2 separate regions of the Homo sapiens genome follow, and region 2 is linked to region 1. A link is an interaction called in ENCODE POLR2A ChIA-PET data of the cell type or tissue named here. Cell type or tissue: MCF 10A. All regions are shown on one strand. Each heading gives the region's core, and the rest is flanking DNA. Links, peaks and the distances in the headings are about the cores only.

What was found. Peaks named below come from ENCODE experiments on the same cell type or tissue, not always from the same donor. Only the 100,000 strongest peaks of a DNase experiment are listed, where the experiment ranks them.
Region 2: POLR2A ChIA-PET joins it to region 1 with 5 read pairs; 3 of 35 experiments call an interaction of 5 or more read pairs at or near these places.

The regions. Positions count from the first base shown.
Region 1 is chr7:128,039,895-128,042,394 of GRCh38, forward strand. All of the region lies in intron 16 of SND1 (staphylococcal nuclease and tudor domain containing 1), which reads left to right. Among named protein-coding and RNA genes, the nearest start is that of LRRC4, 9.7 kb to the left of the region's middle. In MCF 10A, for the core only: no CTCF peak of the experiment used is centred there; a DNase peak (open chromatin) is centred at 1,497.
Region 2 is chr7:128,153,494-128,156,909 of GRCh38, forward strand. No RefSeq gene overlaps it. Among named protein-coding and RNA genes, the nearest start is that of MIR129-1, 53 kb to the right of the region's middle. In MCF 10A, for the core only: no CTCF peak of the experiment used is centred there; no DNase peak of the experiment used is centred there.

The DNA of each region.
Region 1 (2,500 bases), core at 1-2,500:
CTTTATGGAGAGCTGGGTAAATTTAAAGGCAGCTATAAATATCCCACTGAGTGCCAGAGCTATAGCACAGTCGGCGGGTACCTGCTGGGCAAGGAGAGGAGCCCAGAGCTTCTGGTCCCCTTTGTCTAGGGTTCTCATCTCTATTACCTGTCAGTCCCCAAATTTTGCTTGACCAAGGAAGAATTCCATCAACGAACCCTTAATTTAAAAACACTCAGGGAGACAGCAAACAGCTGTGTATTGAGTCTGCCTGGGAGCCCAGGCTACCTGGGTCCTTCTCCAGCTTTGTCAGTGACTTTCTTTTCCTTTTGCCTGGATGGAAGATATTTCTTCACGTTGTGATTTTGTTTCCTTGAAACACGGGGTGTGTCACAGAAATTTAAAAAAAAAAAATCCAGGTGCAGTGCTTATGCTTGTAATCCCAGCATTTTGGGAGGCCAAGGTGGGGGAATTGCTTGAGCCTGGGAGGAGGAGGTTGCAGTGACCTGAGATCGCACCACTCACTCCAACTCTGGTCATCAAACAGAGCAAGGTCCTATCTTTAAAAAAAAAAAAAAAAAAAAAAAAAAAAAGACATGGTTTGACACCTAAAAAAAAAAAAAGTGACATGGTAAGACCTTTCTCCTGGGAATATTCTAGAGCCCCTTAACTGAGCAACTCTGTGCTCCAGAGAAAATTTTAGCATCTGTAAAGTGGCAACAAAATGGGAACATACTTTTTATACTTATCCTACGGAATTTCTGACTAAATTAAAGATTTTTACTCAGTTTGGAACTTTCTCCATGTTTTTAATCTATTCAATTTGGCTTGAAACCTATTATGTCCTTTTCTGGGTTTCTTCTTGTATCTCTTCCATGGCCTCCAAGCCGTTCTAATCCCTTGGTTTGTAGAGTGGTGCCACATTGGCGCTGCCTCCTCTCTACCAGCTTTCTTGATCTGTTGTTCATTTTCTTTAAACATCAGCATCTGTGGCCATCAAGCTGCCTTGCACAGTTTGCTAATTGTTTTCAATTGTATGCCTCCAGCTTGAGCTATGGTTAGGATTTTCCTGTTCTAGTAGTCCACTCAGTACTGGCCTAGTAACGTGAGTTCCTTGGCAAGTTCATTTGTCTCATCTAAGGAGTTCCAGGGAGGGAATTAAGGGACCCATGATGGAAATGTGGGCTTGAACTTTGTCTCTCTGTAGCTGGTACTCTTCATCCCACCCCTTCCCATCTTTGAGCAAAAGGACAAGCACTTTACCTTAAGAGCGGAGGGGGCCCCGGTGCAGGGGCTCCTGTCTATAATCCTAGCACTACAGGAGGTCGAGGATGCAGGATCGCTTAAGCCCAGGAGTTTGAGATTAGCCTGGGCAATATAATGAGACCCCCCATCTCTAAAATAATAATAATAACAATTTAAAAAATAAGAGGTGGAGGGCAGCGCAGCATTGGGAACACCGGGAAACCAGCCCAGCGCCCACACCACTGGCTATCCCATGAGTCATCAAACAACCAATGGGTGAATTGGCTAACATCCAGGTTCCTGGATGCTGCGTTCCTTTTTTATTATGACTTGAGCTTCTTCAGGAGTTAGATCTATCAAGCCTCCAATCTGCTCTTGCTCCACGTTTTTAGAGGCAACTCTGTCTGCAAATGCTTCCAGTGGAAAATCACCTTTATATCTAGAGGAATTGGGGATAGGTGAACATGATCTAAACGTGCTAGAACTCTCAGCTCCTCTATCAGATTTAGAAAGGATGAGAATGTCCCCAGTTTGTTGGTTGGCTAGTTGGTCTATTCATGTACATACTCTCTCACATTTACATACTGAGTTTCTCTGATACAGCTCTGAATTTGGCTAGAACTCACAGGTAGATTTGTTTGCTTATTTCTTTTTAACCACAGGTAACATGACCACCTTGAAACTTGTTCTGCCTCATCCCAACACCACTCCAAGCCATGAATCCCCATCTTTCAATGTTTACCTCACTACCAGCCAAGAATGCTAAGCAGGGTGTTCTGGGGAACCTTTCATCTTGGTCTACTTTAAACTGTTTCTCTGATGAACACCAGACTGAAATGGCTCTGGTTCTGATGGGGGGTGCTAAATCCCCAGCCTTTGTGCAGCTACCAGCTGGGGATCTGAGGGGTCTCCTACCATGATGCCTAGACACTGGCAGCCTGGCTAGAAGAGCTCTCATTCTCTATCACTTTCTTGGTGACTAGGGCCAGTTTGTATGGCAGCCCAGTGAGGCTACTCGATTTGTATTCAGTGCACAAACCCTGAAAAAAAACCCTGCCAGCCAGCAACTCTGAAAGGATGCTTTGTGTGAGTGAGCAGTGTCTGAGATGGACAGGGACTCTCCTCCCTCCCCTGAAAACAGCCTCTCTGGCCCAGCAACTTATTGGTGCTTTGGATCTGGCACAGAGCTCCTGGGGATCCCTCCCCAAGAGGAGACCATCTTGGGATCCCAGATAACACTGAGCAACTTACGCCCTGTCCTTCCTGCCCTGGCTTC
Region 2 (3,416 bases), core at 377-2,876, 110 kb after region 1:
TCCTGGGTTCAAGCCAGCCTCCAGCCTTGGCCTCCCAAAGTGCTGGGATTACAGGCTCATGTGAGCTACCGTGCCCAGCCAGCCACGCTCGTTTATGTGTATAGTGTCTGTGTCTGCTTCCACAGAGTGGAACAGTTGCAACAGAGATGCTGTGGCCTACAAACCCTAAAATGTTTACTGTCAGGGCCTTTATAGAAAATGTCTGCTGACAGCATTCCCCTCTCAATCTCCTCCAGGGGCCTCCCGTTCCTCTTACAGGGTAACCCGAAGTCCTTGCTTTGGCCTAAAGGCCTGTGCCACTCTGACTTATCTCCCGCTTCTCCCCTGCATCACTGCACTACACTCGTGCTTTGGGTCGCCTTCTCTCCCTATTGATTTTATATACGAGGCTGTTTCCCTCTCAGGCCTCTGAGCCACTGCCTCTCTGGCTGGAGTGCTCGTGGGAAATTATGTCAATCTAGGATACAGAAGTCTCCCTTCTAGGGAAATAGACACACAACTCCTAGGCTAAGAAAGGCGTCATTCTCCCCAGGTTTTGGTTGAAATGGATCGGCCTCACCTATTCAGAAGGGCCTTCCCTGTCCACTCCTTCCCTCAGCCATTCTGTCTCAGTCCCTGTTTATTTCCTTCATTGCACTTTTGTCCTCATGCTTATTGTCTGACACCCCCACCAGGACATAAGCTCCATCTGGGCAGAACATTTATTAAATGCTCAATGAATGTTTGTTGAGGAATGAATGAATGAGGCCTTTCTTAGCCTAGGAGTTGTGTATCTATTTCCCTAGAAGGGAGACTTCTGTATCCTAGATTGAAATAATTTCCATCAATTCCGGCTGGGTATGGTGGCTCACATCTGCAATCTCAATACTTTGGGAGGCCGAGGTGGACAGATTGCTTAAGTCCAGGAGTTGGAGACCAGCTTGGGCAACATGGTGAAACCTTGTCTCTACAAAAAATACAAAAAGTAGCTGGGCATGGTAGCATGCATCTGTGATCCCAGCTACTTGGGAGGCTGAGGTGAGAGGATCACTTGTGCCCAGGAGTCAAGGCTGTCTGCAGTGAGCTGTGATCATGCCACTGAACTCCAGCCTAGGCAACAGAGCTGGACTCTGTCTCGGAAAAAAAAAAATCCCATCAGTTCCTCCTCAGTGTTTTACTCTCCTCTTGCATTCACTGCTGTTATTAACCACCAGGAGTTCCTTTTCCAAATGTGTTGTCAGCCTTAAGGTCATTATGCAAGGAAGCAAGGAGACAGCTGCAACTTAACCAGTGTAAGGAAGAAAGGTTTCCCCTTCTCAGCAGGTGAAGGGGCCCCTTTCTTCTAGTATAAAAAGCCCCAATCTGTATTAACAAAAAAGATTAGTCATGTCAACATCCAAGTTTAGTGACTGTCACAAATACAGAAAGTTTCAACTCACCTATTTTTCTAAGTAACAGGAAACAGCCTCAGCTAATAAATACAACAGACAGCAATGTACACACGGTAAGGCTGGGGTGTAACTATTTGAAAGGCTCAGTCACCAGGCCAGATTGGCTAGATTATGCTGCAAAACAAAGCAATAGCCAAATCTCAGTGTCTGAAAACAACCCAGGTTTGTTTTATGCTGTCATTACACCTCCATCAGGGGCTGACAGGGCCATCGGACACGGGGACACTCAGGGATTCAGGACGGTGGAGCAGCTGCATCTTGAATGTTGCCGGTTGCCGTGCTGGAAAGAGACCTCTGGATGTTCTCACATCAGCAGCTGGAGGAGTGCAGGGGGCCAACCAGATCAGTGATGTGGGCCCAGCCCCAATCACAAGGGACAGGCCATGCAATCCCGTCTTGTGCCTGGAAGGCAGAGAGGAGAGGGCTGGGAGTATTTGATGAACGGCAGTAATGACAACCACACAGTGGGAAGAAAATGCATTCCCTTTAGAGGCAAGACAAGACCGGGGTAGGAGAGGAGAGGGCGAGAAAGATGGGAGCTGGGAAAGTAAGATCTTGTAGGTGCTTCCACAGCCACCCACCACAAGTCCTGTGTCACTGTGGCTAACAATCTGGTCACGTGCTCTTGTTCAGTTGAGCTGTAAATTCCTGTGTGTCATCTATTGTCATGGTGTTTGAAAAGCTGATTATGCACTATTCGTAGCTCTTCAACTACTCTTTGCTCTTAAACATGTATAGCACCCTTCTAAATAGGTAAGTTACCGCAGTCCTCCTCAGGTAAGATTATCCTCCAAGCTCTTGCTTCAGTGAGCAGAGGCATATAATTGCTGGGGACATACCAAGCTGAGACATGAACTCCGTAACAAACAGTTGCACACATTTCACACATGGTAGCTTTAAAGACTGTGAATGAATCCAAGACGACTCCGATGTTCTTCAGGGCTAACCCTAAGACCTCTTTTCAATTCATGTCCAGTTGGGTCAGTATCTTTGTTTGCATCAGTGCTGTCTAACAGAAACTTCTGCAATAATTGCAATATTCTCTGCACCATCTAATGTGGTAGCCCCTAGCCACACCAGGCTACAGAACACTTGAAATGTGGCTAATACCACTGAGGCACTGCATTTTTCATTTTATTTATTTATTTATTTATTTTTATTTTTATTTTTATTTTTTTTGAGATGGAGTCTCACTCTGTCGCCCAGGCTAGAGTGCAGTGGCACAATCTTGGCTCACTGCAACCTCCACTTCCCAGGTTCACACCATTCTCCTGCCTCAGCCTCCGGAGTACCTGGGACTACAGTCACCCGCCACCACGCCCGGCTAATTTTTTGTGTTTTTAGTAGAGATGGGGTTTCACTGTGTTAGCCAGGATGGTTTCGATCTCCTGACCTCGTGATCCACCCGCCTCGGCCTCCCAAAGTGCTGGGATTACAGGTGTGAGCCACCGTGCCCTGCTATTTTATTTAATTTTAAATAATTAAAATTTAAATAGCCACATGTGGCCTGACGTGGTGATTTAAGCCTGTAATCCTAGTACTTTGAGAGGCTGACGTGAGAGGATTTTTTGTGCTCAGGAGTTTGAGACCAGCATGGGCAACACAGTGAGACCTCGTCTCTACTAAAAATCAGGACAATCAGCCAGGTGTGGTGGTGCATGCCTGTAGTCCCAGTTACTTGGCAGGCTGAGGCGGGAGGATCTCTTGAGCCCAGGAGGTCAAGGCTGCAGCAAGCTGTGGTCACGCCACTGTACTCCAACCTGGGCAACAGAGTGAGACCCTGTTTCAAAAAAATAATAATAATAAGATAAAATAAATAGCCACATGCAGCTAGTGGCTACCATATAGGACAGTGCAGCTTTGGAGTAAGAAGGAAAATCAGAGCTTTGTATTCAGCCCTATCTTTGCTATGGCAAGAAAAAGATAGCTGTGTGCCAGGAAGACCAATGTAAATGCCGGCTCTGGTGTGTTTGGTTCCAACATTTT